Regions from separate parts of the Homo sapiens genome. Here region 1 is linked to region 2. A link is an interaction called in ENCODE POLR2A ChIA-PET data of the cell type or tissue named here. Cell type or tissue: PC-3. All regions are shown on one strand. Each heading gives the region's core, and the rest is flanking DNA. Links, peaks and the distances in the headings are about the cores only.

Region 1 (5,370 bases), core at 294-5,293, 1.3 Mb before region 2:
TCTGGGGCTCTCTTTTTCAAATAGGGAGCCCTTTTCCCCAAAAGCCTATTGTGAGATGTCATTTGCACCAAAGAACGAACAGCAGAGGCCCTTGAACGAAAATCGAAACATAATCAACGTTTATACTTAGAAAATTTATTGAGATCATTTTCTCTGGTATTTCCTTATTTTAAAGTTTGGACGCGCCATATATCATAATCCACTCGCGTGGGGGCGGGGGGGCAGACTGTGTTTAATATTTATCGAAGCTTGATTCCAAGATCAAACTTGTTTATGACTTCATCTGTCATTTCGGAGGGAGCCTTCTTCTATTACCCGGCTCAGCCAGCCTATTTCCCAACTGCCGCAGAGCAGAGAGGATCAATTTTTATTAGGATCCTCGGCAAGTTTGCTCTGGGCCGCTTTAATATTGAGCAGTGGCATAATCTCGGGACCTAAACTTTAAGCGTTCTTTCAGGCTCAGAAAGTTTATCATTCCTTGGAACCTGGTTATGCCTAATTCCTAGGAGAGGGAGACAGGGGGTCGATCCCAAAGATGCAGAGGGGCCATCCTCCAAGGTGTGGGTATTAAACTGAGTAGGATTGGGCGGAGCTATCCCAAGGCTAGGGAGGTGGGCGGGGTGTGGGATAGTACTGAGTTGAAGGATTGCCACTCGTTAGGGGAGAGACATGAGGTGTCTGTGGGTGGTGGTTCCAGGAACTGAGTGTTCCTGGGAGTGAGTTTTGTAGCTACACTGGGCCCAGGAGAGGGCGTCTGGGCCTCCGTGCTCCCGGTGAAGATCCCCATATGCTAGAAAGGGGCGGCAAGGAAGGTTGTTTCTTGTCCCTCCCGTCCTTGCGGTGTGACGGCTATAGGTGCTGGAGGGGCGGGAGGTCCCTCGGGCTATCAATCGAGGGGAGCTCAGGGGAACTGCAGTCAGTCAGGCTGCAGAGCTGGGTCTCCACCACAGCCTTCCTTGCCCCAGCCCCGTGCCCACCACCATCTCTTCCCTGGTAAAGTGCACGCACTAGTAGGAGCTCAGTGAACGTTTGCTGAATGAATGTGTGAGTGTGCGCAGGCGTTTATGCAAGTGCCTTCATGCGAATTAATGCGTCCTTTGCCGGGTGTGGCAGCAGAGGAAGTGCCTCGGTGAAGATCAGACCCTCGAAGCGATTAGAGGGACGGGACAGAGGAAATACAAGGCAAGATGGATCTTTTTGACTTCCCAAACTATCCCTAGGGGAAGGAGAGATAGGGACGCAAGGCTTCATAACTTCCTTGTTTAGAGTCCGCAAGCCAGGCTTCTTGCAAGGGTCGACTCCCCAGTCTCTCACTGTTTCAGGGCCTGGGAGTTGCTTTTCCGAGGCCCACTTCGAGGTCCCCTGATCTGACAGAGATCACTCCTTGGGCTCTTGCCCCACCCATATACCCGCCCCCGCCATCCCGAGTCAGCAGGATCCTCACAGTCTTCCCCGCAGCCATCCTCCAAGCTCAATGCCTGTGTCTGCTCCTCTCTCCCTCCTCCCAAATGTGATGTATTGGCAGTGGAACAACCTTGAGCACGAGTCTTGCTTTGTCTGCCTGGGCTAGTCTCTTGTTTTCTTGAGCCTCAGTTTCCCGGCCTGTACATTGAGTGAATAGATCTGTGTCACTTGTTTGCCATCAGGATTAAAGCGAAGAATGCTGGGGAGCTTCCAGCATGTTCCCCGCACGACATATTTACAGTTCAGGAAGGTTCGACCAACTTTCCCTGCCTGCCCCCAGCTTTCTTCCCCAGCGGGGTGGCTGGCACTGCTCCCCGAGTTAGCTGGCCAGTTCCCCTCGGGGCTGCCTTGACCCTGGCTCCGGAGGCAGCGCCTAGCTCAGGATGTCTGCGAGAAGCGGATGGTTAGTGAGAATCCGACGATTCTTTCGCTGAACCTCCCGCGTACCCCCCAACAGCGCGGGAGCACGCGGGACCCGCTGCGACGTGGCCCAGGAGCCTGCGCCGCCGCGGCGCAGAGGAGAACGCACAAATTGTATTTCAGCGCCAGGTCCTTCCGGGTTAATGAGCTGACACCATGATTAAAGCTGACCATTTGTAATGTGTCTCGACCCTGCCGCTGAGCCCTGAAGAGGTTAATGCGGTGACGGAGGCCGGCACCTGCCCCTCGCTGGCCTCCCGGGCCGCTGCGCGCACCCCCTGGCCCCCGCCCCCTCGCCTGCCCCTGCCCCGGCTGCGCGGCCGACTCCTAATCAATTAGCCCATTAACGAGCCCCTCGAGGAGTTAAGTAGGGAAGAGTTCTGCCACGGGCAGGGCCGCAGTCGGTAACTCACCGCGGCTAATGATATTATAAGCGCTTTACTTAATAACCCGGGCGCGGTGCAGGCGAGGAAGGAACTGCACAGTCATGCAGTGTCTGGACATTTGTGGGGACTGATTCCAGAGTCTCCACTCACCCTTGGCTGCACTTGGGGGGCACCCTAAAGACAGGGCTTCTGGAATCTCTTGGCCAAGAGGTCTAGAGGTCACAGCTTGAGGGGACGGGGTTGCCTGAGCACTTCGGGCCTTGCCTCACTTCAGTTTCCAGGAAGCTTGTGCAGACGACTGTGGCCCCAAACCGCTTTGCTTGGCTGGGCTAATTCTAGCTCGGGTAACAGCTGATCTAGGAATTAAAGGGGCGAGAGCCAGGGCACAGAAGGGGGCTATGAGAACACAGAGGGAATCACTATTTACTGAGCACCACGGTGTGCCAGGCTCGGTGCTGGGTAGTTTGACCTCACAACAGCCTCTGCGAGGGAGGCACTGCTTCCTCCAATTTTAGGAATAAAGAAACCGAGCCTCAGAATTTCCAAATGTCTTCCCCCAAGATCACCCAGCCGAGAATTGAGTCGAGTCTGCTCAATTCTAAAACCGAGTCCTGTCACCAGTTCCTTATCTTCTTCCTGGGAGTAAGGCGTCTATTTCTGCAGCAGTTCGGAAACCTTCAAAATTTACAAAACAAAAACACAGATTCGCTTAAAACACGGGTGGGCCATGGGCTACCCGGCCAGGTTTATGGAGTACCTACTATGCGCTGCTAGTGCTTCGAGGCTTTTAATCCCTACCTGAGGCAATCCGAGAAGTTATTTTCAACTATGAGGGCAGAGAGGCTTTAATCGGCATGAGTTGTGCAAGTTCATGCAGTGTGTAAATAGTTGTGCCGGAATTTGAACCCAGATCTCTTGACTAGAGGTCTTAGGGCTTCCTCCCTCCCCCTAAAGATTCTGTAGGTCCGTAGAACCTGTGACAGGGATGAGGTCTGCAGACGGGGAAGGGGAATGTCTGCTCCCAAGGCTCCTGGCCATGCTGGAGAGGATGAGCGTCCGCCTGGAGACGCCTGCTCCTAACCCACCTCACCCCCACGCAGGGCGCCACGGTCCCAGGAGTGCCGGCTTTGCCCGCCCACTGGGGCTAGAAGGGGTGGAGGGCTGGGGGAGGATGGTGGAGCAGCCTGTACAAGCCCCTGGGAGGCGCGGAGACCCGTCGCCTGCGGAGGCGTCGAGCCACTCCAGCTCCGAGTCCCGCACCGCCCCTGCCTCTGGAGAGAAGGGTCCAAGGGGTCCAAGGAGTCGGAGTTGCCGCAGCCGCCAGGAACCCGGGCTAGAATCTGCAGCTGCTTTCAGCCCTGGCTGCCCCTGGTTAGACGCCGCTGATGCCCGCCAGGCCCTCGGCGCGCTCTGGGGGCGCACCGGTGCTGTGTGCCTGGCCGGAGCGTTTTGAAATTTTCCGGGGCCGCTCGGCGGCGCTGCGATTGGCCGCGTTCGGGTAACCTCTATGCAAATGAGGCCGCGCCGCCTCCGCGCCGCCGGAGACCCGGCGAGTTGGCGGGCGAGGAAGGGGCATTTGCACCGGGGCTGGGCGGGCGCACCCAGAGCCAGGCGGGCAGGAACCCCTGCGCAGCCATCCGGTGCCTGCATGTCCCTGGCGCGGAAGGGACGCCTCACCAGCCTCGGCGCCCCCTCCCCCTAGATTTCCTCCCCGCCCCTCCCCACTGCCTGCCTGCTGCACCACCTTCCACCCAGATCACCCAGATCGTCTCTAAAGGGAGTTCTTGGTTTCCTTCGATTTCTTATGAACCCAGGATGGGCAGCAAAGAAGATGCGGGCAAGGGGTGTCCGGCGGCCGGTGGCGTCTCCAGCTTCACCATCCAGTCCATCCTGGGCGGGGGCCCCTCGGAGGCACCGCGGGAGCCCGTCGGCTGGCCAGCCAGGAAGCGCAGCCTGTCCGTGTCCTCGGAGGAGGAGGAGCCGGACGACGGCTGGAAGGCGCCCGCCTGCTTCTGCCCAGACCAGCACGGCCCTAAGGAGCAGGGCCCCAAGCACCATCCCCCCATCCCTTTTCCTTGCCTGGGTAAGGATCGCACGTCGCCAGTGTGGCAGCGAGCGAGCGCGAGGGGAGGGAGGCTGAGCGCCCCGCCAAGACTCCCGCGCCGGGCCCCCTCTGGCCAGAGCTGCGGCAGCCGGGGGTTCGGGACCGCGGGGAGAGGGGCGCGCACTGTGGTGCCTCCTCCGCCCGGTGGGCCCCTGGGAGCAGGCGAACACAGACCCGTGCCGGCTTGGGCTTCCTGGGGAAGGTTGAGTTGTTGAGAGAGTGGACCACAGCGAGAGGGACACGCGGCCGGCCTTACACCCGGCTGTCCTCAATCACTGCACATCTGGTACTTTCTTTCCGGACACGAGGTGGAGATCTGCAAGTCGGGTCTGGGCAGTCTGTCTCCACCGTAATCTCTTTCTGAGTCTTCTTCCTCACTCGCTCCGTATCTCTGCCTTTCTCTCTCTCTCCTCCTTGGAATGATTAGCACTCCAAGATGATTGACAATGGTGCATTTCAGAGACGGTTCCTCTTTACAACATTTGACGAAGGGGAGTCCTGCGTTAGTCCTTAGCGTGATTTCCAAACAAACGGCCTGTGAAATGATGCCACCCTATAAAGCTCGAGGAACTCTTCCAGCTCAATTACCACCAAGCAAATTCGCCTTTTAAAACCATGCTAATGTTTCCCCCTCCAGACCTCCTCTCCCTGTTGCCCCTGGCCCATTCATAAAGGTGGGAGCACAGAGACCCCATACTCCAAGTAGCTGGGTCCCTCTCTTGTCGCTTTTAAAGGACGGGGTGCTGGGTTTGGGGGGCCAGTGAGAGGGATAAGAGGAGGGGATTGGTAAGGTGGGACCAAGGCTGCAGGCGCTTGCCAACCGCTTGGTCCCAGGGAGAGCTGGCGGTCTCCGAGGCTCCCCAACCAACTCCATGGCCTTTCTGTCTGTTCTCGCTCCTCAGGTACCCCCAAGGGCAGCGGAGGCTCGGGCCCGGGCGGCTTGGAGCGCACGCCTTTCCTCTCTCCTTCGCACTCGGACTTTAAAGAAGAGAAAGA
Region 2 (5,370 bases), core at 308-5,307:
AGCCCAGCCAAAAAATACTTCTCATGGCTATGCAAAACATGTTTAAAATTACAAGTAAAAATCACACCGGGTGCAGTATCTCAAGCTTGTAATCCCAGCACTTTTGGAGGCTGAGGCAGGCAGATCACTCGAGGTCAAGAGTTCGAGAGCAGCCTGGCCAAGACGGTGAAACTCCATCTCTACTAAAAGTACAAAAATTAGCCGGGCGTGGTGGCGGGCGCCTATAATCCCAGCTACTTGGGAAGCTGAGGTACATGAACCATATGAACCTGGGAGGCAGAAGCTGCAGTGAGCCGAGATCGCACCACTGCACTCCAGCCTGGAGACTCCCTCTCAAAAAATAAATAAAATAAAATAAAATAACAAATAAAAATGAATGTTTCCAAAGCTACAAACAACTTCTTTATTATTATTGTTATTTTAAAATTTTACGTTGCCCAGGCTGGACTCGAACTCCTAGGCTCAAGCAATCTTCCCACCTCGGTCTCCCAAGTAGCTGGGACTACAGGCGTGCGCCATCACATTCAGCAAAGCTTTTTTATTAATGTGAGATTTTCCTTTCAAATCATTTCACATCCAGAAAGGCTTGTTATTCACACCTCCAAAAAAGTTATGGAAAAATAGAACTATGCCTAAACATCCAAAAATAAAATATAATTAAGCTAACGAAAAAGGAAAAACCTATTTCAGTCATTTAACAGCAACGTTTTCAACATCAACATGTTGGGGTGTGAGAGATACAAGATTCGCCAAACGTCGATGAGTTGTTAGAGAGAGAGGGAGTGAGAAAGGGAGAGAGCGCCTCTCCCAGATGAAATAAATGGCAATGGCACAGTACAAAATGTCATAGGTGCTAAAGGACATGGTGACATCTCACCTGCAAAAGGCCCGGAATCCCCCAGCAGAAAAGCAAAGCATCAGGAATCAGTCTGTCTGCTGGGATCCAATCTCCAAAACATGGGGAGCGGGGATAAGATAAAATATGAATGAGCAGAAAGAAAAGTTTAGAAAATCTATTTATGTTTTATAATCTTGTCCCTTTTTAAATTTTAATTATTAGTTTTTTGAGATAGATTCTCGCTGTGTCACCCAGGCTGGAGTGCAGTGGTGTGATCTCTGCTCACTGCAACCTCCACCTCCTGGGTTCAAGAGATTCTCCTGCCTCAGCCTCCCAAGTAGCTGGGATTACAGGCGTGCACTGCCACACCTGGCTAATTTTTGCAGTTTCAGTAGAGAAGGGGTTTGACCATGTTGGCCAGGCTGGTTTCAAACACCTGACCTCAAGTGATCCACCCGTCTTGGCCTCCCAAAGTGCAGGGATTACAGGCATGAGCCACCACACCCAGCAAATCTTATCATTTTAAATGTACATTTTACTTTGCGATGTAGATCATCTGTTAGCATTGTAGCATATGTAAACATATACACATAGTTTAGATAAATACATATATTGGGGATGATGCAGGGTCACTACTTTCTTATTCTGAATGGTATGAGATCAAAAAAGCTGATATGGGCCAGGTGCGGTGGCTCACACCTGTAATCCCAGCACTTTGGGATGCCGAGGTGGGTGGATCACCTGAGGTCAGGAGTTCCAAGACCAGCCTGGCCAACGCGGTGAAACCCTGTCTCTACTAAAAATACAAAAATCAGCCAGGTATGGTGGTGCACACCTGCAGTTCCAGCTACTCGGCTGACTGAGGCAGAAGAATCACTGGAACCCAGGAGGTGGAGGTTGCAGTGAGCCGAGACTGTGCCACTCTAGCCTGGGTGACAGAGTGAGACGTCATTTCAAAAAAAAAAAAAGGCCAGGCGCGGTGGCTCACCCCTGTAATCCCAGCAGTTTGGGAGGCCGCGGCGGATGGATCACAAGGTCAAGAGATCAAGACCATCCTGGACAACATGGTGAAACCCCGTCTCTACTGAAAATACAAAAATTAGCTGGGCGTGGTGGCACACACCTGTAGTCCCAGCTACTCGGGAGGCTGAGGCAAGAGAATTGCTTGAATCCGGGAGGTAGAGGTTGCAGTGAGCCGAGATTGTGCCACTGCACTCCAGCCTGCCAATAGAGAGAGACTCTGTCTCAAAAAAAGAAAAGAATTAAAAAAAAAAAAAGCTGATATGGACTCAACCTAAGTACCCCTCAATGGATGAACAGATGAGGAAAATGTGGTACATGTATACATGATAGGATTCTCTTCAGCCATAAAAAGAAATGAAATTCTGTCCTTTGTAGCAACATGGTTTTGGAATTGGAGGTCATTATGTTAAATGAAATAAGCCAGACACAGAAAGACAAATATCACCTATTTTCACTCGTAGGAGTTTAAAAAGCTGATCTCACGGAGGTAGACAGTCAAATGGTAGTGACGAGATGCTGGGAAGGGTGGGGAGGGGTGAAGAGAGGTTTGGTGAATGGGTACAAAAATTCAGTTAGTGGCTGAGCACAGCGGCTCACTCCTGTAATTCCAGCAATTTGGGAGGCCAAGGTGAGAGGATGGCTTCAGCCCAGGGGTTCAAGACCAGCCTGGGCAACATGGTGAAACCCCGTCTCTAAAAAAAAAAATACAAAAAATTAGCTGGGCATAGTGGTGTGTGCCTGTAGTCCCAGCTACTCAGGAGGCTGAGGCGGGAGGATCGCTTGAGCCTGGGAGGTCGAGGCTGCAGCGAGCTGTGATTGTGATGATGCCACTGCATTCCAGCCTGGGTAACAGAGGGAGACCCTGTCTTAAAGAAAAACAAAAACAAAAAACACACAAAAAGACCCCACATAAATATAGTTAGACAGAAGGAATAAGTTCTAGTATTTGATAGCACAGTAGGGTGACTATAGTTGACAACGATCTATTGTACAGTGCAAAATAGCTAGAAGAAAAGATGTGAAATGTTTCCAGTACAAAGAAATAATAAATGTTTGAGGTGCTGGATATCCTAAATACCCTGATTTGATCATTACATGTCGTATGCATGTATCAAAACATCACATGTACCATGTAAATATGTACAATTATTATGCATCAATTTAGAACAATTATTTTAAGCTGAAAGGCCACTGGACTAGATACATGGCAGGAATGGAGGGCAGGGACCATGCTTTCTTGCTTACCATTGCACCCCCAGGGCCTAGCACAGTGCCAAGAGGGGTTATGTGTCTATTTACAGCCTTGAAAATAAGTACCCGCATCAAGAGCCAGCTTGCTTGTGCAGGTGTGGTTGCTAAATATTTCAGCTTCTAAAGACAAGGATAAGGCAAAACATCCCATATCTGTCCTGCCAGGGAGTTATCCAAACATAGTATTTTCTTTTTTTTTTTTTTTTTGAGATGGAGTCTCGCTCATGTTGCCCAGGCTAGAGTGCAGTGGCACAGTCTTGGCTCACTGCAACCCCTCCGCCTCCCGGGTTCAAGTGATTCTCCTGCCTCAGGCTCCTAAGTAGCTGGGATTACAGGCGCCCACCACTGCGCCCAGCTAATTTTTGCATTTTTAGTGGAGATGGGGGTTTCACCATCTTGGCCAGGCTGGTCTCGAACTCCTGACCTCGTGATCCACTCGCCTTGCCCTCCCAAAGTGCTGGGATTACAAGCATGAGCCACCACGCCCAGCCAAGTATTTTCATCTTTCAGAGTTGAAAGAGAAATTCGAGGCCAGGTGCAGTGGCTCATGCCTGTAATCCCAGCACGTTGGAAGGCCAAGGTGGGTGGATCACCTGAGGTCAGGAGTTCGAGACCAGCCTGGCCAACATAGCAAAAGCCCATCTCTACTAAAAATACAAAAATTAGCTGGACATGGTGGTGTGCACTGTAGTCCCAGCTACTCGGGAGGCTGAGGCAAGCGAATCGCTTGAACCTGGGAGGTGGAGGTTGCAGTGAGCTGAGATTGCGCCACTGCACTCCAGCCTGGGTAACAGAGCGAGACCCTGTCTCAATAAATAAATAAAAGACCGGGCGCAGTGGCTCATGCCTGTAATCCCAGCACTTTGGGAGGCCGAGGTGGGTGGATCACCTGAGGTCAGGAGTTCAAGACCAGCCTGGTCAACATGGTGAAACCCCATTTCTACTAAAAATACAAAAATTAGACGGGTGTGGTGGTGCATGCCTGTAATCCCAGCTACTTCTGAGGCTGAGGCAGGAGAATCACTTGAACCCAGGAGGCAGAGGTTGCAGTGACCCGAGATTGTGCCACTGAACTCTAGCCTGGGCAACAAAGTGAGACTTTGTCTCAAAAAAAAAAAAAAAAAAAAAAAAAAAAAACGAAAGAAAGAGAAATTCAAAATCAGCTGTGGATCCTTTTACATGGGTTTGTTCTCCATAAGCACATGGAATCTTGCCACTTGGAAGACAGAGATATAGAGACTGCCAAAACACAGTTAAGGTGGTTATAATTCAGCTTATTTTAGAAAACCATGATGGAAGCTCATGGCTTTATAAGTGAAAAGAACCAGTTATGGTTCAACTAAAAAAAAAAAAAACAAGTAACTCTGGTACTTTGAACTTGCCTTGGTAATATTATTGACTTATTTATGAGTAATGTTTTACCACTGTTTATACTCTGGGAGGTATAAGTGTCTGGGAGGACTTTTCTTTTTAAAAAATTACATTTTTTATTCTTTATAGAGATGGGGTTTCACCATGTTGCCCAGGCTGGTCTCAAACTCCTGGCCTCAAGCGATGCCCCACCCCCCAACTCCCAGTCTCGGCCTCCTAAAATGCAGGACTTACAGGCGTGAGCCACCAAGCTGGGCCCCTGGAAAAACTTTTCTAAAATACACACCAGATCTGTATAGAACAAGCATGGCAAAGGAGGAATTAGTAACACAGGGTTCTTTCTTTCCAGCCTGAATCCCAAATGACGTCAGTGCAAAGGGCAGGGTTTCTTTGTACAGAAACAGCTGACAAGAAAGCCATGGAATTTTCTGCACTTCACTGTACCAACCACCACCTGTCTGTGACCTCCATCTACCTGAGCTCCCCTCGCCAATACCAAGCCAGGGTCTTCTGCTGTACTCCCAGAGCCCAGGGTAGCACCTGGCACACAGTTGGTGCCCAATAAATGTGCAAAAGAAGAGAGGATGGAAACTTTAGATCATATATTTATTTTGATTTCCTTTTTTTTAAATCACATGTACCATGTAGATTTACAATTATTATGCATCAATTTAGAACAATTGTTTTAAGCTGAAAGGCCACTGGATTAGATACATGGCAGGAATGGAGGGCAGGGATCAGGCCTTCTTGCTCACCATTGCACCCCCAGGGCCTAGCACAGTGCCTGACACAGCAAACCAAGAGGGGTTATGTGGCTGTTTACTTTTTTTTTTTTTTTTGAGATGGAGTCTTGCTCTGTTGCCCAGGCTGGAGTGCAATGGCGCAAT

Evidence for each region. Peaks named below come from ENCODE experiments on the same cell type or tissue, not always from the same donor. Only the 100,000 strongest peaks of a DNase experiment are listed, where the experiment ranks them.
Region 1: POLR2A ChIA-PET joins it to region 2 with 9 read pairs; 1 of 35 experiments calls an interaction of 5 or more read pairs at or near these places.

The regions. Positions count from the first base shown.
Region 1 is chr10:123,144,294-123,149,663 of GRCh38, forward strand. HMX2 (H6 family homeobox 2) reads left to right here and starts at 3,843. Exons shown (of 2, transcript NM_005519.2): 1 at 3,843-4,353; 2 at 5,277-5,370. The coding sequence starts at 4,086. RefSeq lists silencers at 3,713-4,032, 4,423-4,552. In PC-3, for the core only: a CTCF peak has its summit at 774 (motif pointing right); no DNase peak of the experiment used is centred there; H3K4me3 peaks cover 1,103 bases.
Region 2 is chr10:124,430,502-124,435,871 of GRCh38, forward strand. No RefSeq gene overlaps it. Among named protein-coding and RNA genes, the nearest start is that of OAT, 14 kb to the left of the region's middle. In PC-3, for the core only: no CTCF peak of the experiment used is centred there; no DNase peak of the experiment used is centred there; H3K27ac peaks cover 612 bases.